2 separate regions of the Homo sapiens genome follow, and region 1 is linked to region 2. Evidence: read pairs that join two places in POLR2A ChIA-PET (ENCODE). Cell type or tissue: HCT116. All regions are shown on one strand. Links, peaks and the distances in the headings refer to the core of each region. The heading gives the core; the rest is flanking DNA.

The links. ChIA-PET counts read pairs that join two places held together with the same protein. Peaks named below come from ENCODE experiments on the same cell type or tissue, not always from the same donor. Only the 100,000 strongest peaks of a DNase experiment are listed, where the experiment ranks them.
Region 1: POLR2A ChIA-PET joins it to region 2 with 5 read pairs; 3 of 35 experiments call an interaction of 5 or more read pairs at or near these places.

What each region holds. Positions count from the first base shown.
Region 1 is chr5:125,084,404-125,101,018 of GRCh38, forward strand. The region is part of intron 2 of LOC101927421 (a long non-coding RNA gene); the gene reads left to right. Among named protein-coding and RNA genes, the nearest start is that of ZNF608, 350 kb to the left of the region's middle. In HCT116, for the core only: no CTCF peak of the experiment used is centred there; a DNase peak (open chromatin) is centred at 9,588.
Region 2 is chr5:125,143,937-125,160,551 of GRCh38, forward strand. LOC101927421 (a long non-coding RNA gene) reads left to right here. Exons shown (of 6, transcript NR_109882.1): 3 at 14,717-14,886. Among named protein-coding and RNA genes, the nearest start is that of LINC02240, 340 kb to the right of the region's middle. In HCT116, for the core only: no CTCF peak of the experiment used is centred there; no DNase peak of the experiment used is centred there.

The sequences.
Region 1 (16,615 bases), core at 4,768-12,767, 59 kb before region 2:
ACAGAACTTTGGGACTGAGAGGATACTTAAGGATAGTCTAGTTCAGTTCTTTCATTTTATATTTTTGAGGATTTGGGAGACTTTATGAAGACACAGAACAAGATAGTGGCAGAGCTAGGATTAGACACCAGCAATATTTGGCTTAATATTACATAAGAGGATTTTGAAAGGCATGCTTCTTTTTTTGGCATTTTAATGAAAACAAAATGTATGGAAAATAGAATAATTCTTTATCTCTCTTCATTTTTCTGCATTATCCATTTTTTCCCCTTGTATGGGGACATTTCCATCAGCCTACAAACACTCTTATTTCCTCCATTAAAAAGTAAAATAAAACACCCTCACTTGACCCCACATCCCTCTAGCTTACTTTTTGATTTCCCTTACAGTAAATCTCTTATAAGGAGCCTGTCTATACTCACTCTCTCCAGCTTCACTCCATTCATTCTCTCTTTCTTATTTTTACTGAAGTGAAATTCACTTAATATAAATTAACTATTTTAAAGTGAACAATTTTGTGGCATTTACTGCATTCAGAATATTATGCAACCACCACCTCTGTCTAGTTCCAAAAACATTTTTATCAGCCCCAAAGAAAATTCTAGGTCCTTCTTAATGAAGTGGCTCTCCATTACCTCTTTTCCTAGACCCTGGAAACCACTAATCTGTATTCCCTCTTTATATGTTTACCAATTCTGTATATTTCACATAAATGGAACCATATAATATGTGACCTTTTTGTGTGTGACATCTTTCACTTAGCATAATATTTTCAATTTTCAGCTATGTTGCAGCATGCATTAATACTTCATTTCTTTTTAATGGCTGAATAATAATGAATTGTTTCATCATTCTCTTAAACCTACTCCAATTTTTTTTTTTTTTTTTTTTTTTGACAGAGTCTCACTCTGTATCCCAGGCTGGAGTGCGGTGGCGTGATCTTGGCTTGCTGCAACCTCCGCCTCCTGGGTTCAAGCAATTCTCCTGTCTCAGCCTCCCGAGTAGCTGGGACTACAGGTGTGTGCCACCATGCCAGGCTAATTTTGTGGTATTTTTTGTAGAGACGTGGTTTCACCCCATTGGCCAGGCTGGTCTCGAACTCCTGACCTCAAGTAATCTGCCTGCCTCAGCCTCCCAAAGTGTTGGGATTACAGGTGTGAGCTACTGTGCCCAGCCCAAATGTTCTTTACCTCCCCATTTTCAAAAGTGTTCTTTTCATGATCACCAGTGACCATTAAGTTGCCAAATCCAATGAGGATGTTTCAGTCTTCATTTAACTAGATGTATCAGCAGCATTCAACATAGCTGATCATTCATTTCTATGAACTACATTCTTTGCTTGGGTTCCAGCTGTGCACATTCTCTTGGTTTTCTTCCTGGGTCATGACGACTTTGCTGATTGCCTCTTATCTCTTAAATCTTAATTTGGGGTGCTGAAGGGTCATTCATCGGACCATCTCTCTTCTTGATTTACTCTGTTGGTTATCTCATTTAATGCTACTGTTAATGTTTAATTTTCAAAAACTCATGAGTTTATGCAAATATATAATGAATACATCTTCAACATTTATCACCCTTATTAATGAGGGAACCAGTAAGATGTTAAAGCTAGTTCAATAAATATTTGAAGAGCTATATATTTTAGCAATTTAATATGGGATATGTTGCATAATAAAGAATTCATCTGATATTTGTCCCTGGTTCCTGAGAGAGCTTATAAACCCTGGAAACTCCTGAATGGCAAGAGAGTCTTTATTATTCACGGTGAGCCTCTAGGGCCACACCTGAATTTATGCAAATGAAGTGACTCATGGTGTACCCCTAGACATTTATGGTACAGGGGCTGGTCATTCTACAAAGACACACCCCATAATTAGAAGGTTGGGGCTTTGAGCCAGATGACATCAACCTGACCTCTGAAGAGTGGAAGGAAGCTAGAGACTGAGTTCATGGTTAATGATTCAATCAACAATGCCTGTGTAATGAAATCCCAATAAAAATTCTGGACATCAAAACTTGGGTGGGCTTCCCTGATTGATGATACACAATTATGTGCCAGGAGGGTGATGCATCCTGAGGACAAAGAAATTTTGTGTTTGTGTTTGCCTATGTGTCTCTTCATTTAGATGGTCCTGACCTGTATCCATTATAGTGAACTGTAATTGTAAATATAGTGCTTTTCTGAGTTTTGTGAGTCATTCTAGCAATTATCAAATCTTATGAGATAGTGGGAACCTCCACACTTGTAGCCAGCTGGTCATAAGTGAGGGTGACCTGGCAACCTTGGAGAATGCAGCAAGTGTCTGAAGTAAAAAGAGTCTAATGGAGGACTGTGCCCTCAACCTGTGAAGTCTACACTAGCTCCAGATTTAGCATCAGATTTACATTGCAAAATAAGTTTCAGGGTTAGAAACAAAACGGGTTAATATTTTGCAGGATAATAGACCAAGTTTTCTATTGAACAGAAATTGTATCACTATTAGACTAAATTCTGTAAGTTAGTTGATAACTTACAGAATTTAAGTCTGGGACATAAAATCAAAATCTGAATATTTTATAGAATATTTATAGAATCATGGCTCCCAAAATTTTTAGTTTGTAGCTCAATCCTGATTTTTAGACTAATACTACTTGATTGTCTACTAAGTATGAAAACTTAATGTATCCAGAATTTAAATCCCAATCTTCTTGCCCCAGATATGCTTGACGTGGACTCTTACTCATCTGTAAATGGATTATTGATCCTTTCCAGCCACTTGGCTTTCTTGCTGCCCAAAATGTAACACATGTCCACTCTTACTGATCTCTTTCTAAAATACTCTTCATGGTTTTTAATCCTCATCTCTTTTATCTCTTTGTTCAGATGTCACTGTGATGAGACATCCTCTATTTAGACCTTCGTCTCTTGTCCCGACTCCTCTAACCTTGCTCCTTGCTCTGAATCATTTTTCTCCATCGCACTTAACAACATGCAACATGATATATGATTTGATTATTTTGTTTTTTGTTGTTGCCATCCATGGAAATGTAAGCTCCATGAGGGCAAGCATTTTTTGTTTATTTGTTTTCTTGTTTTATTCATCAAAGTCTCCCTAGTGCCCGGAATAGTTTCTGGCACATAGGAATTCAACAAACATTTGTTGAATAGTGAGTGAGATGTGACATTATGCAACTATTGAAAAGAAAAGGAGCATAAGCATATCACCTGCAATTTTATATTCAAATAAAATCTATTGATTTTAGTAGTTTTAGGTAGCTATATAATTATTTCCATGGTTTGGAATTGATTTAAGAGGCAGCTTGCAAGTCATTATTAATGTCAGTTTAATTACTTTAGAGTTACAGCTCATTTTGGACCCCAAACAGAATTACCCGTCTTGAACCCCACTTTGTTCATCAGACTTGACTCTGGTAATGGTGCGGTGAAAACTGCCATTAGTTATTTTCAATAATCTTTTCCCTTAGTCAATAATTTTTCATTTGCAAGTAACAGATATATACTTAAACTATCAAAGTTATATAGTTTGTTGATAGTAATTCACATTGTTTTCTATTTTTCCCCTTGCCAATCCTGAAAATAGTTGCATTTTGTCTTCCCTGCCTTAGCATGGTTTAGTTGCAGGGTCAAAGCAGAAACAGCCTGAGGTCAGTTCTCTTCCTGTTTTTTTTTTGTTTTTTTTTTGTTTTTTTTTGTTTTTTTTTTTTCAGTTTAGAAAGCTTAGGCATTTGAGAGGTTCATGGTAGGGTGACCTAGAATGGGAAGAGAGAAGTTGGTATTATTGAGGAGACAGTGATGACAGAAGAGATGAGAAAGGGAACAGATATTTTTTTCTGAAGACTAAGAAATGGCCATACTTGAAATTCCCTGAGCACATAATTACGGCTGCTGTGTTGTCTCCCAAGAATGTGACAGAGCTTGGAAGAAAATGGCTGTATGTTGCTTCTAGGGCTAGTCTTCACAGAAGAGGGGTACTACAAGGTGTCTCATTGAATCCAATGGAAGTAAACAAAGTTGAGCTTCATGAGAGACTGAGATTGGAAAGCATAAAATCTGTCAGGGAAGCCAAGGAAAATGGCAATACCATCTCTCTTAGTTCATTTGATGCTGCTACAACAGAATCCAGTTGTACTGAGAGGTGACAGTGTGCTGGCAGCCCTCACTCGCTCTCAGTGCCTCCTCTCCCTGGGCTCCCTCTTTGGCGGCACTCGAGCCCTTCAGCCTACCGCTGCACTGTGGGAGCCCCTTTCTGGGTTGGCCAAGGCCGGAGCCAGCTCCCTCAGCTTGTGGGGAGGTGTGGGGGTAGAGGCGCCCATGGGAACTGGGGCTGCGCACGGTGCTTGTGGGCCAGCGCGAGTTCCGGGTGGGCGTGGGCTCGGCGGGCCAGCACTCGGAGGGGCGGGCTGGCCCCACTGGCCCTGGGCAGTGAGAGACTTAGCACCTGTTCCAGCAGCTGCTGTGCTCAATTTCTCGCTGGGCCTTAGCTGCCTTCCCGTGGGGCAGGGCTCGGGACTTGCAGCCCACCATGCCTGAGCCTCCCCCGCCCTCCGCTCCTGTGCAGTGGAGCCTCCCCGACAAGCTCCGCCCCCTGCTCCACAGTGCCCAGTCCCATCCACCACCCAACGGCTGAGGAGCGTGGGTGGGCGCATGGCGTGGGACTGGCAGGCAGCTCCACCAGCAGCCCTGGTGCAGGATCCACTGAGTGAAGCCAGCTGGGCTCCTGAGTCTGGTGGGGACTTGGAGAACCTTTATGTCTAGCTAAGGGATTGTAAATACACCAATCGGCACTCCGAATCTAGCTCAAGGTTTGTAAACACACCAATCAGCACTCTGTGTCTAGCTCAGGGTTTGTGAATGCACCAATCGACAGTCTGTATCTAGCTACTCTGGTGGGGACTTAGAGAACCTTTGTGTGGACACTGTATCTAGCTAATCTAGTGGGGTCGGAGAACCTCTGTGTCTAGCTCAGGGATTATAAACGCACCAATCATCACCCTGTCAAAACAGACCACTCGGTTCTCTGTAAAATGGACCAATCAGCAGGATGTGGGTGGGGCCAGATAAGAGAATAAAATCAGGCTGCCAGAGCCAGCAGTGGCAACCCACTGGGGTCCCCTTCCACACTGCGGAAGCTTTGTTCTTTTGCTCTTTGCAATAAATCTTGCTGCTGCTCACTCTTTGGGTCCACACTGCCTTTATGAGCTGTAACACTCACCGTGAAGGTCTGCAGCTTCACTCTTGAAGCCAGCGAGACCACGAACCCACCAGGAGGAAGGAACAACTCCAGACGTGCTGCCTTAAGAGCTGTAACACTCACTGCCAAGGTCCGCAGCTTAACTCCTGAGCCAGTGAGACCTCGAACCCACCAGAAGGAAGAAACTCCGAACACATCCGAACATCAGAAGGAACAAACTCCAGAGGCGCCACCTTAAGAGCTGTAACACTCACTGCGAGGGTCCGCGGCTTCATTCTTGAAGTCAATGAGACCAAGAACCCACCATTTCCGGACACAGTACCTCCTTATTCATGGTTTCAGTTATCCATGATAAACCACAGTCTGGAAATATTAAATTGACAATTCCAGAAATAAACAATTCATAAACTTTAAGTTGCATGCCATCCTGAGTAGTGTGATGAAATCTCATGCCGTTCTGTTTCATCCCACTCTGAACGTGAAGCATCCCTTTCTGCAGCACGTCCATGCCGTCTATGCTGCCTGCCTGTTAGTTACTTAGTAGCCATCTTCTTATCACATCAACTGTCACAGTATCCCAGTGCTTGTGTTTAAGTCATACTTATTTTACTTAATAATGGCCCCAAAGTGCAAAAGTAGTAAGCTAGAAATTAGGATTTGCTAAAGAGAAGCCATATAGTGCTTCCTTTAAGTGAAAAGATGAAAGTTCTTAATATGCTGAGCTTGCTAAGATCTACAGTAAGAATGAATCTTCTATTGGTGAAATTATATTCTTATAATTTTTCTACTTTATTATTATTTATTGTTAATCTCTTACTGTGCCTAATTTATGAATTAAACTTTAACATGTATGTATAGAGAGGAAAAAACAGTATATAAAGTTCGGTACTATTTGTGGTTTCAGGCATCCACTGGGGGTCTTGGAATGTATCACTTGTGGATGAGGAAGGGACTACTGTACTATTGAGTGGGTAATTTATAAAGAGCAGACATTTATTTCTCACACTTCTGGGGCCTGGAAATCCAAGACCAAGGCACCACCATTTGGTGTCTGGTGAAAGCTGCATCCTTTGGAGGAGGGGAATGCTGTGTCCTCACATGGCAGAAATGGGGAAGAGAAAAGTAGGTGAACACTGTGCTGCATGAAGCCTCTTTTAAAAGAAACTTAATTCCGTTAATGAGGGAGCAGCCCTCATGGCCAAATTACTTCTTAAAGGCCAGACTTCTTGGTACTACCACATTGGCAACACCAGAATGTTGGAGGGATTAAGTTTCAACATCAATTTTTGAGTGAACAAACCATTTAATCCATAGCACTATCTCTCTGAAGCTGAGTCTTCTTTCCCTCTTTGAAGGCTAGCTTTGCCTGCTTCAAAAATGGCTTCCCCCAAACTGGATTTATCTCACTTCCGATTCCAAGAAGGACACTGGCAAGAGTCAGTCAAGTTTTGTCTAGCATTAGGACATTGGAAATTGCTGTTACCAATCTCTAGGAGCATTGTGAGCAGGAGCTGAGAAGAAAGATGGGAAAGTTAGTGAATTTATTAGTCCCTATACTTTAAAAGTCTAGTACCCAGAACTTTGTTATGGCTATTTCCTGGTTTCTGGGACAGAAGCATTTTGGTATTCAAGATAAAACTCCTGTCCAAGAAAGCCCATTTGGATGGAAGAGCAAAAAGCTTCTTAACTGAACTGAAAGGTGGGGTTGGTTCTTCTTTACCAAAAGAAAAATATAATCATCTACTGATGAGATTGTTAAAAAAAAAGAAAAAAAAAAAAAAAAGAAGAGTCAATTGACTTGTAGATCATGAATGGGTAGATGTGGGGCCAATTTACTGTTATGTGTGAAAGGCTGCATGGAGCAATCAGGGCAATAGCATCTTCAGCATTAGATCTTTAGGTAGTTAAAACCAAGATACTGTTCCAGGACCCTAAATACTCTTACAGGTTGGTGAGAAAAGAAAGGGAAGAATAGACTGCTTCTTTCTTCCTTATTTCTAAAAACCTGGCTTTCAATTATATTAAAATGTTAATCTGCCTCCATTGCCATAGTCAATACTTTAATTACATAAAAATAAATTGTAAATGAAGGAAGAGCATATGCTAGAATTATAACAAATGAGTAGTACATATTTTCAAATAATGTAGTAGGTTGGAATTTTGCAGATGACTGGTAAATTGTTAAATACAATGAATAAATAAAACAATGTGTACAGTTTTACATTCTGATTGCAGAAAATATTTTAGTAAACTTACAGAAATTTACTCTGAAAGTTCATACTTGAGTATGAACTCTAGAACACCTTATGTAACAGAAAATAAAATACCTTAGGAATCTAAAGCCAAAAAAACTTAAGAATAGAATGTAAGAAAGTTTATCATAGATTGTTAAGAAAATAAAGAGCTGTAGTGAACATATGCATGCATATATCTTTATAACGGAATGATTTATAATTCTTTGGGTATGTACCCTGTAATGGAACTGCTGGGTCAAATGGTATTTCTGCCTCTAGGTCTTTGGGGAATACCACACTGTCTTCCACAAGGGTTAAACTAATTTACACTCCACCAACAGTATAAAGCATTCCTTTTTCTCCTTATCCTCACCAGAATCTGTTGTTTTCTGACTTTTTAATAATTGCCGTTCTGACTGGAGTGAGATCGTATCTCATTGTGGTTTTTTATTTGCATTTCTCTAATGATCAGTGATGTTGAGCTTTTTTTCATATGTTTTTTGGCCACATGAATGTCTTCTTTTGAGACGTGTGTGTTCATATCCTTTGCCCACTTTTTAATGGGGTTGTTTGTTTTTGTGTGTGTGTAAATTTAAGTTTCTTGTAGACTCTGGATATTAAACCCTTGTCAGATGGATAGATTGCAAAAATTTTCTCCCATTCTGTAGGATGTCTGTTCACTCTGATGATAGTTTATTTTGCTGTGCAGAAGCTCTTTAGTTTAATAACAAACACATGGAATCAACTAACCCAATTGCCCATCAAGATAGACTGAATAAAGAAAATGTGGTACATATATACCATGGAATACTATGCTGCCACAAAAAGGAATGAGATCATGTCCTTTGCAGGAACATGGATGGATCTGGAAGCTGTTTTTCCTCAGCAAACTAACCCAGGAACAGAAAACCAAACACCATATGTCCTCACTTATAAAAGGGAGCTGAATGATGACAACACCTGGACACACTGGGGGAAACAATACACACTGGGGCCTGTCAGTGGGGGAGGGGGGAAGGAGAGCACCAGGAAGAATAGCGAATGGATGCTGGGCTTAATTCCTGGGTGATGGGTTGATCTGTGTAGCAAACTACCATGGCACACACTTACCTATGTAGCAAGCCTGCGCATCATGCACATGTACCCTGTAATTTAAAGTAAAAGTTGAGGAAAAAAAATAAAGAGCTCAGCCGCGCGTGGTGGCTCACGCCTGCAATCCCAGCACTTTGGGAGGCCGAGGTGGGCGGATCACGAGGTCAGGAGATTGAGACCATCCTGGCTAACATGGTGAAACCCCGTCTCTACTAAAAAATACAAAAAATTAGCCGGGTGTGGTAGCGGGCGCCTGTAGTCCCAGCTACTTGGGAGGCTGAGGCAGGAGAATGGCGTGAACCCGGGAGGCAGAGCTTGCGGTGAGCAGAGAGGCGCCACCGCACTGCAGCCTGGGAGACAGAGCGAGACTCTGTCTCAAAAAAAAAAAAAAAAAAAAAGATCTCAAGGAAGGCAAACACAAATTGTTCAGGCAATACTTAATAGGGAAACATAGTAATGTTTTCTAAAATCTTCAGACTCTTAAAATTAATTTCTATTTTATTAATAGCCTCGCATCTTTTATGTATATGTGAATGAAAAAAAGAATAAATTGAATGATACTCTCTAGTTTGCAGATCAGGCTTTTGTTCTGTTGTTGTTTAGACCTGTTAATTCATTTATAAAACTCTCATTTTGGAAGTATGGAGTTATTTTTGTATGGAAGTTAATTGTTTTTAAATGGTATGACTTTTTTTTTTTTTTTTTTTTTTTTCTTCCGTGAGCATTTCGATGCCTGGAAGCGGGAAACCTGATTTAGCTATCTGTTGCCGTCTTGGTCTTTATTTTAGCTAGGAAGACTAAAGGGCTGCATGTTAACCTCTCCTTGAACTCAGGGATTAAATCTAGTTGGTTATCTTAAGTTTAATAAGTAGTATCCATGAGCACAATGATTCCTTTAAGTGACTTTATTAATTAAACAGCTTAAAACAATTGCTTGAGACATGGCTATGGCAAGAAGCCTTGGGAGTACTGAGGTACTTCTGAGAAAGGGAGTAGGGCACTCTGTCAAAGACTCTGGAAGGTTCAATTGTGTCTTTTGTTTTATACTTGAAATGCTGGACCCGCTCAATGAATTAGCAGGAAGTGACACATACTGAGTCGTGGACACGCATTCACATGCTAGAAGACATTATTAATGCCTCAGGAATGGTGGAAAATTCTTTCTTCTACTTATTTTTATAAATTATTGTTTCTCCCTCCATTGTACCTAGAGCTAGAGGGAATTGTCATAATAATGTTAGAGGAGGATGATTTTGTATGACGTTTGTGAATCCACATTATACCTATTTGAGAATAAGTGCCCTCAGTGTTCTTGGTACTCAATGCACTGTGGAAGTGAAATAATGCCTGCTTGCTCTTCCAGAGTTTGCAGTTTAGCACAGGAAAGAGGGAGACAACGATTGAAAACCAGAAGTAGCTGAAAAATGAGAAAAAAGATCTGTAAACACTAGGCTGGGAGGTTTACTATAGCAGAAAGCTCATGTACACCTGAGAAAATGTTCACCTAAGCTTGGCAACGATTTTGAAGAAGCACAAGTTATGGTACATTTTAAAGGAAGAGTAGTACCAATCTTAATGTCTTAACTAGGCTAAGATCTATGACCCTTAATTAACAAAAACTATCTACAACTGAATTACAAAATATTTCTGAAAGTCAATAAATGAATCTATATTAGTCAAAAAATACGTTAACCGGTGGATAACATGATTACAGTAGTGTCGAAGGAAAGGAAACAACGTTTATCAGTTGGCTTACTTATTTTTCAGTTTCATCTATTTCCTAAAATTATATTTGTGACTTAGAACAAAGTAAGCATCCTAAGAATGTAGTACATGGGCTTTGCATAAATACAGCCACATGTGCTATAAAATAGATGTGAAACATCAAACTCACTCTCCCTCCAATCATGTGGCTTAAATAGCCAAAGGTGTACTATACACTTGTGTAATATTTTCTCTCTTTAATTCTTCCTTTTATCATTAAAAAGGCATGAATTATCGTGCTGTATAAATAGAAAAATATGATAATGTGTGTGCATCTTGAAGAAGAAGGCTCTCATTCCATTTAAAAAATAAATTCCAGATTAGGAGGAGCCAGATTGTAACATTTTGGATCTACGACCGCTATTTGCTTTGCCACCTGAATGACACAAAGAACACTGTTTGTGCAGTGTTGTGTGTGCCTCTTTATAGAACTTGCATGTTTTCCAATTTGTATACATGCATACTTTGTTTTATTGTACTTTATTGCACTTCTCAGATTTTACAAAGATTTGAAGGTTTGTAGCAACCCTGCATAGATCAAATCTGTTGGCCTAATTTTTCCAACAGCATTTTCTCATTTTATGTCACATATTGATAATTATTGCAATATTTCAAGTTTTTCATCATTATTTTATCTGTTATGGTGATTCATAATCAATAATCTTTGATATTACTATTGTAATTGTCATGGGGCCCACAAACCACACCCATATAAGATGGCAAACTTAATAAATGTGTGTCTTCTGACTGCTCCACTCACCAACTGATCCTCATCTCCCTCCTACTTAGGGCCTCCTTATTCCCTGAGACACAATAATATTAAAACTAGGCCAATTAATAACCTGAAAATGACCTCTAAGTGTCCAAGTGAAAGGAAGAGTTGCATGCCTCCCACTTTAAATCAGAAGTTAAAAATAATAAAGCTTAGTGACCAAGGCATGTCAAAAGCTGAGATAGGCCAAAAGCTGGGCCTCTTAAACCAGTTAGCCAAGCTGTGAATGCAAAGGAATAGTTTCTTAAGGAAATTCAAAATGCTACTCCAGTGAACTCATGAATGATAAGAAAGTGAAACAGCCTTATTGCTGATATGAAGTTTTGAGTGGTCTGAATAGAAGACCAAACCAGCCACAACATTCCCTTAAGCCAAAGCCTAATCCAGAGGAAGTCCCTAACTCTCTTTAATTCTATGAAGGCTGAGAGAGATGAGGAACATTCAGATTTGAAAAGATCTGAAGCTAGGAGAGGTTGGTTCATGAAATTTGAATAAAGAAGCTGTCTCCATAACATATGAAAGTAACCATGCAAGGTGAAGCAATAAGTTATCCAGAAGATCTAGCTAAAATCATTGATGAAGGTGGCTACACTAGTCAGATTTTCAGTGTAGATGAAACAGCCTACTATTGGAAGAAGATGCCATCTAGGACTTTCACAGCTAGAGAAAAGGCAATGCCTGGCTTCAAATCCTCAAAGGACAAGTGACTCTCTTGTTAGGGTTTATGCAGCTGCTGACTTTAAGTTGAAGCCAATGCTCATTTACCATTCTGAAAATCCTAAGGCCCTTAAGAATTTGCTAAATCTACTCTGCCTGTGCTCTATAAATGAAGCCAGAGAGCCTGGATGACATCATATCTGTTTATACATGGTTTACTGAATATTTTAAGCTCACTGTTGAGACCTACTGCTTAGACGAAAATATTTCTTTCAAAATATTGCTGCTCATTGACAACGTATCTCATTTCCCAAGAGTCCTGATGGAGTTGTATAAGGAAATTAACAATTAATGTTGTTTTCCTGCCTACTAACACAACATCTATTCTGTAGTCCATGGATCAAGGAATGCTTTCAACTTTCAAGACTTATTTAAGAAATACATTTTTTTTAAGGCTATAGCTGCTGTAGATAATGATTCCTCTGATGGATCTGGGCAAAGTAAATTGAAAAACTTCCGGAAAGTATACATTCTAAATGTCATTAAGAAAATTTGTGATTCATGAGGGGAGGTGAAAGTATCAGCATTAATGGCGGTTTGGAAGATGTTGATTCCAATTCAAATGTATGACTTTGAGGGCTTCAAGGCTTCAGTGGAGGAAGTAACTGCAGATGTGGTGGAAATAGCAAGAGGCCAGAAGTGGAAACTGAAGATGTGACTGAATTACTGAAATCTCATAATCAAACCTGAACAGATGAAAAATTTGCTTCTAATGAATGGGCAAAGAAAGTGGTTTCTTGAGTTGGAATCTACTCTGGGTGAAGATGCTGTGAACATCATTGATATGATAACAAAGGATTTAGAATATTACATAAACTTAGTTGATAAAACAGCTGCAGGTTTTGAAACATATGACTACAATCTTGAAAGAAGTTCTACTGTGGGTAAAACGCTATAAACAACATTGCATGCTACAGAGAAATCTTTTGGGAAAGAAAGGGTCCATTGATGTGGCAAACTTCATTGCCATCTTATTTTAAGAAATTGCCACAGCTACTCCACCTTTCAGCAACCACCACCTTGATCAGTCAGCAGCCATCAACATGGAGGCAAGACCCTCTACCAGCAAAAAGGTTATGGCTTGCAGAAGACTCCGATGATCATTGTTTTTTTTTTTTAGCAATAAATTATTTTTAAATTAAGGTATACATATATATTTTAAGACACAATGCTATTGCACAGTGCATTTGTATCAACATAGCTTTCATATACATTAGGAACCCAAAACAATTTGGGTGACTCACTTTATTGCTACGTTCGTTTTATTGTTGTCTGGAACCAAACCTGCAATATCTCTGAGGTATACCTGTATATGTCAAGGTTTTTGGGTTTTTTTTGTTTTTTTTTAAACCAGACTTTAAATTTCCTAATAGTGCTCTCTGTCTTTTGTTCACTTAGCTGAATTCCTTGAAAACAGAGCCACACAAATGTGGTCATAAAGGGAATTAAATTAAGAGCAAGTATCCATGGTACATGATAAAAGGAACAAGACCCTTCTTGTTCAGAAAGTTTTTCTTCTTAATCTGAAGATATTGAAATAAAAGTATAGCCAAGCTTTTGAAGAAAAGTTCCTAGTTTTTGCTTTGAACTTAGACAAGCTTTCCACAAAAAGCTGACAAAGAGTGCTTCAGGTGCTCAAGTAATACACGTAAGGAGGTGGGCAGTATTAGAGCCCTTAGAATGGGCAAATGTGGAAGGGGAGGAGGAGATGAGAGTGCTACCCTGCACAGTGAAATATGAAAGTCAGGCTTAATATCCATCCTTGCTCAAAACTGGATCTGTTTTAGCAAAATAATAAGATATTTAATTTATTGGATAGTTTCACATTTTGTGGCTGATTCTGTTTTCTACTCTCTTACTCACCTTTCCTCTGAGTAATCCCACCTATTGCCATAAATTTCTTAAAAAATTATTTAGTCACTTAACTTCAGCTTTTGTCAGCTCACTTCTAGTATTTTTAGGGTCAAACCTAAGGTTTACAGCTAATAAAGCCATTTTCTTTAACAGTATCAAAATAGATCTTTTCAAATGTGTAAGAAATGTCACCTGAAAGGCACTTGAAAAAATTTTAACTGTCCAAAAGAAATATTAGACGTTAATAATATTTTATGTCCTAATTAAGATGTACATGTGTCTTTGTAGTGAAAAATTCTGGCCAAATGTTAATTAGAAATGATAAAGATAGCTGTCATATTCTCTTTTTAAAAATTCATCATTCTTAACCATTCCTTGTCCAACAATTCTGAATCTTAAAGAATAAAGCATATAGTTATTGCACTAAGAATGATCCAAGCAACTCTTAATGCCACGTGTCACTATTCTATGTGTTTGAAATAAATAACTAAAATATGGTCTTTGCTTTGAGAAATGCAAGCAAAAATCTTTGGGAAGCTTAACTGCTTATCCCCTCCAATTCAGCTGAGTTACATGTCTTCTGAAAAAATCTTGTTTGAAATAGAAAAAGGCATTTGACTGGGTTAAATGATGTTATTTGGGAATTTTGTAAGTGCTGCAGGGTGAGAACACACATTGTTGATTTTAAATGAAGAGAGCATTTTCCAAACCACAGCCTAGTTCTGGCCCCTACCCCGCCCCTTTCTGGGTCAATCAATTGCCCCCAGGCTGCTTATAGTAAAAATCATGTGTTAAGAGTAGGTGAATTTCAGTGGCTCTCATAATTACATTTCTGTGTTTCTTCAAAATATCTGATGGATTGAAACTTTACCCTCCCTCTGCAAAGAGATTATGTATTTGCATGCTCCATCTCAACTCCATTTGAGTGCACGGTCATCATCAATACATTTTCTGGACTGGTGTCTCAGCTTATTTGGGGGAAATAATGCCATCCTTCAGGCTTTTGTTCTCCTATGTGCTTGGATCTATAAGTAAATATAATGGTGCAGCAGTCAGGAGGAGGAACCCCTTATTAGATTGCTGTTGCTCTGTTCAGGAGAACCCACTGGAAACTCTACTGGGCAATCTCACAGGAAGCTCTCTGTGTGCCAGGGCTTCTCAGCTAGATTTTGTTTAACAGCTTTGTGGAATATTAGAATTCTTTTCATTTTTGGTAATAGAAAACTGGCTCAGAATACACACTATTGGGCCACATGTGGGCTTTTATCTATATAACCTGATCTAAAGTCTTAAAACCAATGCTAAAAGATGGGGATAGAAGAAAACATTTTGCATTTATTTTAGGTAAATGAGACTTGAGACATTTTTCTTCCCATGCATTTATTTGCTGTATATCCAAGTATAAAAATCTAAGGTTATTTTTGATATTTAAACTTTGCTTGAGAAGATTTAAGAAAATATACCTATATTTAAAAATAAACCAATGACTACACCTATGCATTTTAACCATTTTTAGAGAGAAAGTTTTCTGTGCATAATAGCTTATCATGATGTGGGTTCTTTGCTGAGGCTTCAGAAATTGTTAGTGCCAATTCCAATTTGCTTAGTTCATTTACTTTGCACCTAAGTTGTAAATTAATCATTGCTGGTAACATCAATTTAGTTGTAATTAATCATAGAGGGAGGAGTAAAGCAGTCGGGTTGCTGCCAGCCATATTAACTGCCTTATGTGATTGCTCTTGTGTAATTTTCCAGCACTTTGATGAATATACAGGCAAGAAATACTTTGGGAGCTTGCAAGAATATTCATATTATATTTGGAAATATACTTGAAAGCACTATAAATAGTTGATTGCTGCTTTACCTGAAGATTTTTTTTTGTGGCCATTAGATAAATAACTTTTACACACACACCACGTGCACACACACACACACACACACACATACACACTACGCCCTTGCTTTGGATAAACGATATGTTGATGCTTTCAGAGCCGGTGAAGCTAAAAATGGAGATTTAATTGAAGTCTTGGCTGGATGTTCAAGGTTAGAGAAGAGCGGATACCAACAAATACAAGTATTGATGTTTCCTATGCAGTTTCCTCCTAGCAAATAAATATTTAGGGGGAAATACCATTCTCATTTGCAAATATATAATATTTCCTATTCATTGACCAAATATATTGATTTTTACACTATTATAATAAGAGTATACACATAACTTTATTGATAACTAATAGAATTTTAGGTGATTTACAACAGACAAATGACACACTGATATAAAAGGAATAATATATTAAAAATAACATATTTTACAATTTCCATAAATTATGTCTTATAACTGCCTATCCATTGTATGAAGCCATTCATTGCTTTGAATTGAGGACAAATTCCACCTACAACATAGAAGTCATTGCTTAGCATGGAGTTTCAAGCTATACTTTTCAGGCCACAGCAAAACGATAGTTCTGAAAGCTGGCCTTTGCATGCATTCTTGTGAAAGCAGGGGCAAAGTCTATGAAATCCTGTCTTCTGGCTCCTCACTAGTCTCCATGGCAGGGTGGCTGAAATGGTCTTGTGCTGGGTGTTCTGGGCTAGTGCTCCCTGCAGGTGACTAGTCTTGCTGGGTCCCCTTTGGGTATAGCACTGGCATATACTTCTGAAGTTCAAGGTTCTCATCTTGACTCTGGTCATAAGATCCCTGTACTTTGTAGCCTCCTTAGCACTACCTCAGTCTTTTCCAGGTCCACAAGTTTTCTCTGTACTTTTCTTTCCTCCCATTGAAACATGTAGGATGATCTGAATCCCCAGCCTGCAATAAACAGGCCGGAAGATATGGTGCTACCTTAAGTCCACTGCTGAGACAGATTCCTGTTGTTCAGGCATTATGACGCACATGGGAACTCTCTAAGAGATGTAAATGTTCTCGGGCTATGCCCAAAGAAATGAACCAAATGAGAAAATCTGCCCTGGAATTTCCTTCGAGTTTT
Region 2 (16,615 bases), core at 4,095-12,094:
CTCTTACACTTAGGCACCCAGAAGCTTCTCTCTAGGCAACATTCTTCATCAAATCTCTACCCAACACCCTTTTCCAAATTTAGCTCAAAAGACTTACTTTCCTTCCTCTTTGCTTTTGCCTATGATTTCTCTATTCTCCCCTGAACTAACCTTGATTTTTTCCTTTGCAAATTTCCTTCTTTGCTTCTCCAGTTCTTGCTTTCTCTCTTGTCTTCCCCATCAAGCTTCAAGACTTGAATTCACAAATTCAGCTTCTGTCTTGGGAGGCAAAGATGAGGGCAGTGGAAAAAGTGGAAAAAGAAAGCTTTTATTTAGGTGGTGAAGGTGGGGAGACAGTTGGGGAGAAATGAGAAAGAGATTGCAAAGACTTAAAAACTTCTAACTTAATTCACATCATATTAATATCACTTAAGATGACAAAGACTTGTGGTGGCTAAGGCTCAAACTGGCCCAGGACAATTCTTTCATTGATTTTAACATTTTTTTTCCTCTAGAGTGCACGCAAGATGAAACTCAGCTTCTATCTTGATAGAAGTGAACAGGAACATAAATACTGTTTTTCAAGAAGCAGGCACTGCCATGGATATTTTACCTATTTAATAGTCACAGCAACCTGGTGGTTATGAAATTCTTAATTTCAGTTTTACAAATAAGGATCCAAAGTAACAGAAAATTTAAGGTCACGTGGCTAAAATTTATCAGGCCGAGACTCCACACAAGATTGTCTGCCTTCAAAGCCCAAGGCTGCTCAGGGGTTTAATCATGATTCAGTAATATCTTTGAGCACCCACTGGGTCATCAGGCACAGTGTTGGATGTAGAAACATAGAGATAGAAGATATAGTTTCTGGCTTGAAGGAACTGCAGTGCTCAAATTTCCACTACAGCTCCCAGATTCTACTACATGGTTCTACTTCTTTTTCAAAGGATCACATTTGGAATTGTACCTTATGGTTTTGCATATTTCCTTTCGTGACTTGTAATAAATCACAGGAATAGAAATTTCTTCTATAGTTGCTCTGTTTAACACATAGCATTTAAAAATCAATTGGATATTTCATAAACAATAATATTGAAGAGCTTTTTATTGACTCATCACTGAGCTAGATGTTGTGCCATGGTTAATCCAGGGGAGAATTAGACACACTCTGACCCTTAAGCTGTTTGCTGTCTAGGGAGGAAGATAGCTGTGATGGAGTTCTGACAGCTAAAAGTAGTTAGAAGCTTAGAGCAGATGTAAATATCTTGCTCCAAGGAACCAGGTGTGATGAACAGGGAAACTATTGAATAATTTCATATTTGTTCTGTTGGTAGCATTTATAGACAGTAGGTAGCTTATATTGTAGTTATATAGACTAATTTGGAGAGAAAACAGAGTATTCATTGAGATTTGGGTGGTAAATATCTATTTCTCATGTTGGAAAAAACCATGAATTTTGATCTATTTTTATTTGCAATTTTCGCCTTGAAAAGTAAGTTTGCCTTAAATGTGGAAACTGGCCTTTCATGAAGCCATCCTTTCATATCCAATTTTCCAGTTGAACTGATCGTTTATGTTTCAGACCTTTTACATGAGTTTGAGGGGAAGCAATGATCATAAAAAGGATACCAAGACAGAAACCATAAGAAGGTCACGCTAAAAACTAAAAGCAGACAACAGAGATAGATGGGTTTATTTCTCCTCATTTTTTCAAACACCTGGTCCACTATTGCTTAGAGTTTCAGGCAAACAAGGCTTGATTTTCTGAGAACGTGATCACAACAAGGACGATATTGTGTGTTCTTATGAAATGGTTTTGTGCACTAGGTACTTGATCGAGAATGGTTCAATGAATAGAAACATTCTCTATATTTTTTAACACAAGTAATACATGAATAAGTTCTTGATGAAAAAGTTTGTAATTTTCTTTTTAATAGCCTCTTCTCTACCTGTATATTCTCTTCCTTGTATTCATATAAATATAAAGAGTCTCATCCTTCTGAACTTTTTTATATAGATTGATTTATTTATAGATACATACCTACATAGTATATAGTTTTAAATTATTTTTGTATACATAGGATTAAGCTGTTTTCTACTTGCTTTTTTTTCTGTTAACAGTATGACCTGGAAAAGTTTTCATGACTGTTTATAGATTTTCCATGCTCCTTTAAACTACTGGGTAATATTCTATACTATGCATATAACATAATTATTTTTAACCATGCCTTACAGATGAACAACTGAGGTTCTAATTTTTTGATGTTATACACTGTTTGATAATGGGTTTTCTCATATGTGCCTCTTTAGGAACAAGTGGAAGTATTTCTGTAAGATAGCACTTCATTGCAGAATTGTAATAAATACCAGCAAATTTCACTCTTGAATGCTGAACTAATTTCACGCCTCTTAATAATGTATTAGTGTCTCTATTACCTAGATCTTTTCCAACACTATGTATTATTATTTAAAAATTTGTCAAGGTGATAAGTGAAAAATAATCCCTTATGTTTTAATTTGAATTTCTCTGCTTACTAAAAGTTTGAGGGAAATTCTCATATGTATATTAGCTATTTTGCCTTTTATTCAGGAATTACCAGTGTCTGGCTTGGGGGAAAGCCCTGCTCAGATTTCTATATAAAATTCTTGAGAAGACTATATCCAAATTGTGAGAAGACTGAATGCTAATGTGATTAAATTTCAGCTTTACTTGGTAATTTCTAAATTTTGAAATAAGTTATTTGTTGATATCCAAGGCTGTTTATCAGAATCACCACTTTTTCTTTGACTTTGCTTCTTTGGGGACCATTCTCACATATTCACCTTCACATCTGAAAATTTTTTTTGTGCCTAGAATCTGATTCATTTGCAGTAGAAGACACACATCGATAACTACCAGCTCTCCTAGTTCGTAACCCATGTCTGTCACAGGCTTTCTTGATACAAATTTAAGATCTATCCTCTCCTTTATTCCCTAGACATCTAGCGGGAGAAGGAGCTAGCCCAAACTGCTTCCCTGCTTCTCCCTGCTTCTCCCTGCTTCTTCCTGCCACCTGGCTCCTCGTCTCACCTCTGAGAAGCTCCACCTGGGATCTCTACCATTTCCTGGGTGTCCAGCAGTTAGAACTCCAGGCCTAGCAGGGCATGGTGGTATGTGCCTGTAGCCCCAGCTACTCGGCTGGCTAAGCTGGAGGATCACTTGAGCCCAGGAGTTCAAGGCTGCAGTGAGCTCAGGCACTGCACTCCAGCCTGGGAGACAGAGTGAGATTCTGTTTCTAAAATATAAAAAAAAAAAAAATTTAAAGAAAAAAAAAAGAACTCCAGGCCTAGGTTCTCCCAATGGGACGATGTTGCCAACACAAAAGTGGTTTCATGGAGGCAAATTAAAGGAAATTATCAACCTAAAACTGGACCTTGAATAAGACTTTGAAGGTTCCAAGGGGAAAAAGAAAGAAAATTTGAACTTTTCATCCAAAGATACCCAAGTTCCTAGTATTGCCTCTCTCGTGCTCCTCCCTTCCTCCCCGGCCACAGGGAAAAGGCATCTCTCCAGCCATGAAGTGACGTTGTAGAGTGGTGAAGAGCAGGAACTATGGAGCCAGATGTCTGGGGTGGCTTAGCGCTTCTGTCACATTTTAGCTGTGGGCATGGCAGCTCCAACGTGGCACCCACTGATCCTCCAGCCCCAGTTAAGTGTTCCAGTGGCTACAGCTCTAGGTGATATCTGACATCTTATGAGAGATTCTGACTCAGGATCCCCTAGCCACACTGCTCTCGAATATCCAACCCACAGAAACCATGAAATATATAAATAAATTATTATTATTGGTTTAAGCGACTACGTTTTGAGGGATTTGTTTTGTAACATTCAATAGTCACTACCAGCCATGTGACCTTGGGCAGCATCCACATGGGCAAGGTGGTGATAATAGCACCTTCTTTATAGGATTGTTGAGAGGATTAAATGAGTCATATATGTCATGTGCATACGTTTGTATTGATACATAGAAAGGCTACGTATTTGCTAACTATTAGCTATTTTTTGGCATGTCAGTCTACACCATATCAGACCTTTTTAAGGAAATCTAATTCCCAGGTCTGGCCCAGGAACCCAGTCCTTCCATCTCCTTTGACCAGGACACTATAGACCACAGCAGCTCATTCCCTGGAGTTTGAGTCAAGTGGACTAGAAAAGGACCATGCTTATTTGTCTGAAAAATATATATATATAATTTATCCCTAAAGATATTACAGTGTAAATCCCCATTTTCCAAAAGACAATTTATCTACTGTGAATTCTAGTACTTCACAGCACTCAACAGGTCCCCGTTTCTCATCTGTTTACTTTGTTCAAGTGCTTTCCCAAACAGAAGAGCTTCCTATTCCTAATCCTCACCTATGAAATGTGCATCCTGAGCTTTCAAGGTTTAGATGTGGAAAAGAGAAGATGACAAGCTCTCAACTGGCAGAAGAATGTTATGGAGAGGTGGTTGGTTCTTTTTTGTTCTTGATATCCATTTGTCTCACTTTTAGAGATATTGGGCCCCTGCCTGTTTGACAGAGGATGAGATCATAAAGGTCATTTAGCCCAGCCTCTCATTTTGGAGATGCAGCTCTCAAGTTATCTGTTCTCTGTGGTAGTTACTGAATATCAAGTCCGAAAAAGTCCCTTGAGCCTGAGTTCCTTTGAGCACACACTAAACCTTTCCTTTTGTACTGTGCAGTGAGTGGACAAGAAGAGTTTCCATTGATCATTGTACCTTGGATATCTTCTCCATTCTTTACAAGAAGAGTTTCCATTGATCATTGTACCTTGGATATCTTCTCCATTCTTTGCACAACAGCTTTCTTGTCTATTCCATCCCTAGACTCAGGAAAGAGTTAGGAAAAAGGTTGGCGTCTCCATCTCTCCTATTTCCTAGAAGTATTGTTGACTCATAGGATGCTTTCCAATTTTATGTCCAGTGTATTTTGAAATACTTCAAAGCCAAAGAGGCTCTTGTTGCTAACTTATTTCTGGAATAGCCCTTCGTGGTTATGGAATGTTCCCTGGACTTGAAAATATTGCCTTACCCAGAGACTTCTTTTCTTCCATTTGTAAACACTGGTGGAAAAGGTGATTTGTCACATAACCCTACAATTTCCAGGTGTTTTGTCTTCCGATTTATGGGCAAGTTCTCAAAGTGGCTAATTAGTGGATCCTCCATCCTGTGGCTCTGCTTGGTGTGTAAAAACATAAGGCATAGTTACTAGGTTCCAAATGGGATTTCCACAATTATTAGGGGGACTGTAAGGAAACATCTCTCTGAGAAAACTAGCAGAAACTTGTCTTTGCTGGAAACAATAGTCTTCATCTGGCCTCAGATTTTTCAGCCAAAGAAAAAAGATGGGAGTTGGATATGCTGGGGTGGAAGGGGAGAAGCATTTAGACAGTCCATTAACAATCAGAGCCGCAGTACAAACACGGGAGGTTTGCCTGAGTGTAGGGAAGCAGCAAATGTAAGAAGCAATGAAACAAATTAGCAACAGAAGCACCAGCTCTGTCTCTCCTTTGTGGCATTATTATTTAAAGTTCAAATGTCTTTGATACGATTAAATTAATCTTTTTTTAGGATCCCGCCACATTTGAAGAACCACAAAAGGAGGCTGAGTGAGCTGAAAGAAATACACAAGTGGATCAGCAACATGACAGCTGCTGCAGTGAAATCTGGATTGTAATATGTCAGTTTCCAACCCATCACATACAATCCAGACAGAGACATAGCTTTTTGTCTGCCTCGTTGTGATTTCCCTGTCTGGTGCGGTTTGGGTCACATCTGTTGGCTGCATTCTCATCTTCATGAGATCTGCATTGACTGATAGTTTAAACCCCATGTTTATCTATGTCTGCGGCTCTTATTTCTCTCACAGGGAAGTCTCCAGAGAAGCCCAGTATCCCCTGATGTGAGAATCTTGCTTGGTTTTATTAATCAACAGCCAGTGCCCACATTCAGGCAGTTCTGTATGTTTCATGCTAGGATATTGGGTGTGTTTGTTACATATGTCTTTCAACATTTATTATATCAGAAAAAATTTGATAAAAACATAAACCTACTTCCTGAATATATCACACTGATTTAAAACAGAACTTCTCACGATGAACAACCCAAGCTCACTGTTTCTTTGACTTTTGCATATTTTCTACTCGTGCATTATTCTGTCATTTCATGATAAAATGATTGAAAAACACTGCTTTAACCCTCCAAACTTGGCTAGTGGCTATATAAGGATTTAAACTTCAGCATGCCTGTCTATGCTCAAGCCTTGGAAATCCTTTTGCATTTCAACCATTGCTAATGTTTCATATCTGCACATTGAATCTAACCCTTGATTTCTTTTGTAGACATATGTAATCTGAAGGCATGCAACATTTTGCAAATGTTGGCCCATATTTTTATTTCATAAGGTCTTATTTGGTCTGTCGACCAAGTTTTGATTACTTCCATATTGCTCTTAATTGCCTTAATATCCCCAAAGACTTTCCTATTCTGTGCATCCCTTTATCTTTGCTTCTTTTATCTCTTGCTGTGAGAGTACAAAATTGCTGACATATTCAATGTATTTAAATTCTGAGTGTTGCAGAAGAGTTTTCAAATCTGTTTTAATTTTCTGATACTCAGCTGAGGACCATTACACATTCTGTTCAGCTAATCTGTTTTTAATCATATCTGTAAATGCTAAAGTTGTACATGAGAGAAATGATGCATAAAGTAAAACCAGACCAAGTGTACTTTCGCATATGTAAAACTAAATTCTTACTTTCTTCCACTTACAAGTTTTATTTTCCTATAGTCGTGTAGTCTTGACTTACACCAGAATTTATCTGCCAAGAGTTTATGGTACTGTAGTGAAAAAATCCCGACTTTTTCATGTTTAAAATATTTATCGATTAGTACTTATCCCCTTGCTATCATAATAAAATTTGATGAACGTAAATGTACTTTTAATTCCATTTCATAATGTATCAGCTAAGATATATTCAGTCATAAATAACTAATAATTGCATTAATAGTGGTATTGGCCATAAAGACAGTTGCTAACTTAACATAAATTCCAGAAGAGCCAGGTTCCTTCCATTCATTTACTTTTCCATCCTTGGGTAGTAGTCTATGACATCTTTCTTACAGTCATACCTACAGGCTTCCCAGCAGGCATGAATCTCACCTTTTTTTGGGAGAATCTTGGAAAACCTCACAGTCTTCTTCTGTCTTATCTAGGCTGGAATTGGACCACAGGGTCGCCCTTAGACCAATCATTGGCAAAAAGGCAAGAACTCATCATGACTGGCTTATGTGAACCACAATTATCCTGGCTTTCTGCTTAATACTGCTTGTACAAAGAGATTTGTTAGTAAGGAATAATGAGGCTGGATGGGGGATGGGAGGGTCGGAGAAAGGGATAGCTGTTTGCCACACTTAATAACTGTTCAAAGCTTAAGTCATGTTTACAGAGGTCACTACTGCTGTGTTTAGACCTATGAAGTCAGCTGAAATGTTCTCAAATATTGATACATTATTCTTTATATTTTAAAATAGCACATTTTATTGCAATATTTTCTTCCTGAGTACAGTGAGCACTATGAAATATACTATTCTACACATGCAAAAGGGAAAACAGCAAAAGCTTAGAAGCAAGGAGAAGAAATTAAAAAGAGGGAAGGAAAAGGACAAAGACCAAATTGTAATGCATTTCACTTGCAAAATCTCTTTTCTTGTATAACAAATGCACTGCTTTGTGTTTTGACCTACTGATGGTGAATTATTTCCTCAGACTAAAACTCCAGAGCTCAGTGGGTGAAGGGTGAGAGTCAGTAGAGTATAATTCTGCAGAATCTAGCCAGTTAGCTAAATGAGTAAATATAGGAATGGAGAAAGCCCGTGTCTTTAGCCGTTAATCTTCTCACTCCTCTTACTCTTTGTGTAAGTTTGGTCCTCTATTTGTTCTGAGGTAGACCAAAAGTAAGCAGAAAAAGGTAATATAGAGAAGTAACTCTTTTATTCCAAGGGCAGCCTCTCAGTTGACAATTAACTCTTAGCTGCCAGTTCAAGCCTGGGGAAAATAATTATCCAAGACACTTCCTAGTTTACTTTGAAATTTAAAGGAAGCATAACTACCTGTTTTAGGGTTCTCTTGGGTACAAGTGACAGAAATTCATTTCAAACTGATTTAAACAAAACAGGATTTGTGGGAGGGGAGGAATATTGGAGCAACACAGAGACTCACAGGGAGAACTCAGTAACCCAGACTTGACCTGAGCCAGGGACCGTGAGTGGCCCTGCAAATCTACTCATGTTTCTGCCTCTTTATGAGTTTTCACTTCTTCTTTTTTTTTTTTTTTTTTTTTTTGGGACAAAGTCTCCCTGTGTTGCCCAGGCTGGCGTGCAGTGGTACAATCTCAGCTCACTGCAACCTCTGCCTCCTGGGTTCAAGCCATTCTCCTGCATCAGCTTCCTGAGTAGCTAAGACTACAGGCATGCGCCACCACGCCTGGCTAATTTTTGTATTTTTAGTAGAGATGGGGTTTTACCATATTGGCCAGTCTGGTCTCAAACTCCTGACCGCAAGGGATCTGCCTGCCTCAGCCTCCCAAAGTGCTGGGATTACAGGCGTAAGCCACTGTGCCCAGCCTCTTAACAGCGTTCTGTATGTGATGGGAGCCAGGGCCATGGGCAGTCTCTGAATCACATCCTTATTGCAACGTGATCAGAGAGGAAAGCACTATTTTCTCCAGGAAACGCTTGAAACATTCGGAGAAAGCACTCTCATTTCTCTGGCTTGGGTTATATGAGCATGTGTGGAGCAGCTACTATCAACCTCAGGTAGGATTTGGAGGGGTGACAAACAGTAGGGTGAGGAGCCCTGGGGTTGGTCCATCTCGGATTATGTTTTGCCATCATGGTTAGGAGTACCAGGATGGCACACACACTCCCCGACCAACACCCGCTAGGGCTGTGGCTGTGAAGAAATATTTCCGGGAGAAGGGAGTTGTGAGTGGTAAATGTCCACAATGACACAGGCGTCCCTCTTAGCATTCCTGAGGTAATAGTGTGTGTGGTTCTGACACGGAAAATGAGTGAACAGTGCTCCCCTGTTTTGTAATGAGCTGATGTGGACTCCACACAGTAAGAAAAAAAAAAACTCCATGGTGTGCGTGATGCAAGACCACCTTTGAGAACCAGTTTAAGATCTCTCTTAGGCCCTACACAACTGTACTGAAACTGTTCCCCTAGAAGTTATTAGGTCCTCCTAAATGCCGCTGCTCCTTTGTAGCCACACTTCCCCCGCTCATTCTGGTTAAACTCGCTGCAGCACTCTCATTTTCATTTATTCTGTCATTCAACAATATTATTTGATGCATCCTAGCGATTTGTTCAAAAGACAAGTTCCCTCTTCTCAGCAATACTTTCTGAGAGAAACAGGAAATGAAGTAAAGCAGAGATGGATCATTTAATTGCCACTTACAATAAGTACTATGAAGGAAATAAACAGGATACCGTGACAGAGAGTAAGTGTTTATGAAAGATCTGCCTACGTAGGATTTATTTGTCCATAATTCTTCTTAAGGAAAAGAAAGAAAGAAAAACAAAAAACGATAACAACAAAAAACAAACCTCTCCTCATGCATGGCTTTGGTAGTAGTCTCTCTCCTGGTCTGCCTTCAAGTTCTTTGATCTATCTTTCTCTGGACCGGCTTTCTCCTCTCTCTTTCTTTGTGACATAGGCAAATCCTGAGACCAAATAACGAATGAAGTGACTTCCCTTCTCTTAGTCCCTCTTTCTTACTCTGAGGGCCTTTCCTCATTTATCTTCTGCTTCCTGTTATTTCTCTTACTATGCATGAAAAGTAAATTACTGATCTTCTTTAAACCTCCTCTCCTAAGAGAAATGACTAAGAAAAAGCAAAGATTCTTGTTGGAAGACAACTGGTTAGGGAGAAGGAGGATTGTTTGGGGAGAGGTCTTTCCTACAGTTTTCATGTTGCCAAAGCAACACCTTAGTCCAACTTTTCTGAGTAGACATGCAACATATCAGAGTAAGACAGTCTTTATTTTTCCATTTGTATCCACTTTTACATTTTTCCATCTGTATTAGTTATTCCTGGTTCTGAACCTATTGATATGCTTATAAACGAATATTGTCATTACATTTCATCAATATATAACAGCAGGTGAGTAATGGTGTTAAAGAAACCTCAGTGCTGTTTGGGCTTGAGACACTTTTCTCTATCACTGGACATTATTAGTATCCTTTCTAACTTTCCTCAGCTTTCCATGCGGCTGAATGCCAGGCTACATATGCTCACCAGGCAACCAAAGTCCAGGATAAAGACCAAGCTCGTCATGTCTCAGCTGTCATGTTTTCTCTTGGGATGAGTTGGTCTTCATCTCATTTTCAAGCTGGCCCCATTGTTTTGTAGTGATGGAAATCTGTCACCAAAATCTTGGTGGGCCTTCCCAGAATCCAGGCTGTGCTGATGTAAGTTATGGGGCCAAAAGGAGTTGTGGCTTGGCAAAGTGACATTTTATTTAAAATATTCTGGTAATGTTTATAAAGCACATTAAGCACTTTTACAATATTTTAAAAATCAAGGAAAGTTACTTGGTATTATCACATGTCTTCCAAGGAAATTGTTTTGAAAGTTGTGGTCCAACATTCCTAAAAACAAATAATTAGATTCCTAGCCTTATAGCAATGGTGTGATCAGTCTCTCAGAGAGTGAGCATTTATTGGTCCCTCCCTCCCCTTTCTTACTCAGGCTACTCTCTAATCATATTTTGTTTTCTTTTCTAGTCTTCCCTCTGTTGCCACAATATTTTTTTGCTAGCAGCCTCAATTTTTCCAGCTGTTAGCTACTGGAGCTTTTTTTATTATGATACATTTTTCTGAAATCCCTAGACTCCTCTATTTCTTAGATCTGTCTTATAAGACAGCTCATGAAACAGACAATGGAGAGAATTTATTGAATGTTCACTGCGTGAACAGGAAAGGCCAAGGTAAGATGCAGAAATACTTATGGTCCAGTTGGGAGACACAATATAAATGCATGAAAATGACAAGCAGAGATGAAGCAAACAGTGCCAGTAAGTAGCTCCAGATGGATAATTGAGGGATATCCAGTGGGATCAGGTTCATTAGGGGAGATATTCTGGAAGAGAAAAATTGAGAGTGGAGGACAAAAGGAAGGACTGGAGCAAGACTACTGGGAACAGGAGAGAATGCTCTCATTATTGCCTCACAGAGAGTTATATGGCGATTCACCTGTGGAGCTTTGCTTCTAACAGTCACTTTAACAATAGCCTGCATAGCACTTGGACTCCTGAGTGCTAGACTGGCTTCCTAGCTCTGTGTGTGTATTAGTCTGTTCTTACACTGCTAATGAAGACATACCTGAGACTGGATAATTATAAAGGAAAGAAGTTTAATTGACTCACAGTGCCACATGGCTGGGGAGGCCTCACAATTATGGTGGAAGGCAAGGAGGAGCAAGTCACATCTTATATGGCAGCAGGCAGGAGAAGAATGAGAGTGAAGCAAAAAGGGAAACCCCTTATACAACCATCAGACCTCGTGAGATTTATTCACTGCCATGAGAACAGTATGGGTGAAACTGGCCCCATGATTCTATTATCTCTCACCAGGCCCGTCCCATAAAACGTGGGAATTATGGGAGCTGCATTTCAAGAGATTTGGGTGGGGACACAGCCAAAGCATATCAGTGGGTGAGTGAGAACCAGTGTCGTTAACTGTGCACTCCCACAACTGTTCATTAAGTCCTTTCAACTGGACATTTCTAAGGAAACTACGAGGTTAAGAGGTGGGTGTATATATTCATTTGCCTAGGGAGTTTGGTGAAATGGTAACTTTGAAAATGTTTTCTTTGCTAAAAAGATTTTGTTCCTGAAGCCTGTTCTTTGTGAAAAATATCATATCTCCCCATTTGGAAAATCACGTTGAATACAGAAAGTGGCAGCTTGTGAAAACACACACTCAACGTGTTTCTTACTTTCTCAAGGCGATAAACTATAGTTGATGAACTGCAAACCTCTCTGAATTATAGAACCTCTCTGCTAACCCGGGGGATTTTAACAGATTTTTAAACTTCTGTCTCTTAATTTTGTTTTTCTTCCCTTGGTAAGTGAATAAGTAGAGTTAACCTTACAATCAGATCAAACACTTCATTCTGATCCCAGGAAGCTTGGGTCCTTAGCACCTGGATTTTTAGCAGTTTATAGAATGTGCCAGGTGTTTACATGCATTCTTGCTTTTGCCTATGCTGCAATCTTGGCCTTGAATTTTGTTATCCTCTCTGCGTTATCTCATGGGCAAACATCTCCTGCTTATACTCCAAAAGTCACCTAATCTCACAACAGTCTCTTCTTTTAGAACTAAGCACTCTTTCCATTGTATTCTGGAAAACACATTGATCAGATCTCCTCTGTGGCCTTGGGGAACCATATTATCACGTGATGAGGGCGTGACTTTACGTCTCACCCTATTTGAACTCCTCAGAGATAGGAGTGTGTTTTATTATATTAATATTTCCTATCGTTAGCATTAAAAAAGGCAGATAGTGTTATGTCACGCTTACTAAACATGAACCAATAACCTGCTTTTTGTGAATCCTATGTTTCTTTAAGACCCATTTCACCTTTTGTAGGTTCTTGACAATAAGGGAGATTTCACCTAAATGTGTGTGACAATGCACAGAATTTCAAAATTTCCAATGAACTTGAGGTTATTGTTGCTCTCAGATTCTCTGGACACTTCTTTACCAAATTTGCCTTGACGTTTAAACACACAAAAGTCTGTGTTAACGTTGCCTCAATGCTCATAGCAGACTTTATTATTTCTTTTGCATGTTCATAAAAATCTCCAAAAATATGGGGGTTGTGGTAGATATTTAAAATAAAAAATAGTGAATGAGTTTGATATTGCAAAGTAATATATGGGAAAGTTGTTTATTTTGTGTAGTGCTTTCTAGTAAATATCTATTTTACTGTTTTACTTTCTCAAGGATACATACAATCAGTATTCTGCATTCTTTATTTTTGCTTCTCTTGGGTATTTTATTTGCATTTTATATTTATTTCCTAAAAGTCCTAAGTATCAGCATTCTTGCAGATTGTTGATGAACCAATGGAAAGGATTGAAATGTAGATAATGTTTATGCACATGTGTATATTTATGTACCTATTTAGCATTTATATAGAATCGAATTCATTGTAATTAAAAGGTTTTAGAGCTAAATACTTTGAGATCTGCTTTCAAGGGTTTAGTAATCTAGTGGTGAAAATAAGAATTGTTCAGAGAAAAAAATGATGTGGGAGTTCAGAGGGTGATATTTCTGTCACTCTGGGAAACAGTGGGACATTGAGAGACTTGACTTCCTTACTTCTACTTGAAAAAGAAAGGGACAGGATATTTTAAGTGCAGGAAAGTGTGCAAAGGCAAGGAGATGACTGATCTTTGGAACTGTAAGTCATTCAGTTTAGTTGGGGCTCAGAGTATAGTGGATTTTTCTCTAGCCAGGATGTTACCTGTTCAGCCACTTTAATTCATAAAACGGAATCTAAATTAAATTGAGAAAAGTAGTCAGATATTCTCCATTTTAAAGTGTAGACTTTGGTTGTTCACCCCTTGCTTTTGAAAAACAAACACCACAGATGAATCAATACGTAGAACATACACCAAATGCAAACCTGGCTTTAGTACAACTATAGAGGCACATTCCCTCCTTACTAATAACACATTCCTAAGGTAGCCAGTTTATAGGGATGCAATTCACAGCAAGAAATATAGGCTGTAGAAGAGCTGATTTCAGTGTTTATCCTAAAACAGTCAGGTATACACTCAGAACATTGAAATAGGGCAAGTTCTCCCTAGTTCTGCACCTTTGAATAATCAGAGTTGGGAGAAATGGATGTTGAGTGGCAATGGGAATTGAGGCTCTACCCTCATGTGCTTATAGCAGTATAGGTCTGAGGATAGTTGTGGTAGGAAGCACGGAAAACTAGATCAGAGGAAGAAGGGACACAAAAAACGGTAGCAGCAGGGTTAGCTCCAGGGCAGACCACAGAGTTGGCAAAGTCAAGCTTTGATAACCTTGCCTTTTTTCCTCTATCCCATATCACAATGGGTCAATGCTAACATCTCTTTCTGCAGGTTTTTATTTAAAGTTGGCTATTTAATAAGACCCAGGAGGCAGCTGGGAACCCAAGAATGAGCACTAGAATGAAAGACCTGTTTATTCCTCACTTTGCCACCGGCTGGTCACATGATCAGAACCCTTATTGTTAATTTTACCTTCATCCTAAATAGCCCTCCTCTGTGCTCCCACAGCAGGCTCACAAGCATACCTTTTTCATTATATCCCAAAGACTGTATTGACTATGCCACAGGAGTCCTTCCAGAAGCACTTTTACTGTAAGATAAGTTTTTCTTTTTAAGGGTGAAAAAGCCCTTGAGGTCACAAGGGATTCATTGATAAAGGTGTATTGATAGATGGTGTGAATGATGTTTGAGCATCTTACCTTGTGACACAACAAACTAATATTTGTGGGTAATTGCCTTCTTCACTCATCTACCCTAGACCAGTCCTCCCTCCCTCCCTCCCTCCCTTCCTTTCCTTCCCCTTCCCCTTCCTTCCTTCTTTCCTTCCTTCCATCCTTCCTTCCTTTTTTTCTTTAATTCTTGTCAGAAAAATAGTTGCAATGTGAATCTAAGAAAATAAAGATGTGGAGTACACAGAGCTTTGCTTCAGATTCTCTGGACTAAAGACTGACACTCATCTAGATGCCAAAGATCCCATCAGTCACCACATTTTTTAGACTTCTGACTGCTAAGAAATATTTTGGATCTTCAGAATAGGTATCCTTTGGGGGAAAGAAAGGGATATATATTTTTTTGTTGACCCTTGCTACTTAAGTCTAGAAATTATGAAAGGGAAAAATTTGAAAACTGTTACTATGGTAGGACAGTATGCCTATTCCTTTCGTCTTCTGTTCTGTACATCTTCCCTCTGTTAAAATGAGATTTGGCTACTAATGTTAAGAAAAATATTTCTGGCCGGGCACGGTGGCTAACACCTGTAATCCCAGAACTTTGGGAGGCAGAGGCAGTCAGATCACCTGAGGTCAGGAGTTCAAGACCAGCTTGGCCAACATGGTGAAATCCCGTCTCTACTAAAAATACAGCCAAGTGTGGTGGCGGGCACCTGTAATACCAGCTACTCGGGAGGCTAAGGAAGGAGAACTGCTTGAACCTGGGAGGTGGAGGTTGCAGTGAGACAAGATTGTGTCATTGCACTCTAGCCTGAGCAATAAAAGTGAAGCTCCATCTCAAAAACAAACAAACAAACACACACACACACACACACACACACACAACAAGAAAAATGTTTCTGTCTTTTAGAAGCTGCACTCTCAAGACCAAGTACACTTTCAAAAGAGAAGACTGAAGAAATCTGAGTTCATCATCCCAGGACCCTGGAAATAGCGTAGGGTTAGGGTAAGTGCAGAGTTGTAGGAAAAATAGTCTAAACAAAGACATGGAGCAAGAAGAGGAAAGAGAATAAGACAGCAAAGAAAACCATCATCATTGCTTCTCACAGGATGGCTGTGTTTGGATTAAAGACTGCCAGGCTGGACAAAGCCAGTAAACATACTACAGTGTTTTCTAGTCTACATCTATGTTTGTGAATGGCTAATAGCAAGATGACTATTATTAGACTGTTCCTATATACTCTTGCAAACTTTGTGGTGCACAATAGGCAATGTGTAATAAGAAATAATCCATTAAGTGAGAAGAATGGAAAATTTATTTGTAGCCTTTTAACCTAATGAAAGGATAGAACATTAAAATTAATTAATTATCATTGGAAAAAAGCATACCATGGGCTGAAATCAATGAATTTAAAAACAGAAAATCAATAGAGAAAATCAACAAAACCAAAAGCTGGTTTTTTGAAAAGACCAATGAAATCAATAAATCTCTAGTCTGGCTAAGAAAAAAGAGGAAAGACCCAAATTACTAATATCAGAAATAAAAGAGGGGCCATCACTCCAGATCCTCTGGACATTAAAGGAATTATAAACGAATAGTATAAATAATAACCATGTCTACAAACTTCATAACCTAAGTGAAATGGACAAATTTCTTGAAAGACACAATCTGCCAAAACTCACACAAGAAAGACTAGGCAGTCTGAGTAGGCCTGTACCTATTAAAGAAATTGAATCAATAATTAATAACCTTTCAAAGAAAGCACAAGGTCCAGATGGATTTAGTGGTGTATTCTATGAAAACTTTAAGGAAGAAATTATCCTAATTATCTATAATGTCTTCCAGAAAATACAAGGAGAGGGACTATATCCTAACTCTTTCTAAGAAGCCAGATTAATACCAAAACTAGACAAAGACACTGTGAGAAAATAACCCGGTGGAAGGGCCAAGATGGGTGAATAGAAACAGCTCCGGTCTGCAGCTCCCAGCAAGACCGATGCAGAAGGTGGGGGATTTCTGCATTTCCAACTGAGGTACCCAGTTCATCTCATTGCGACTGGTTAGGCAGTGGGTGCAACCCACAGAGAGTGAACAG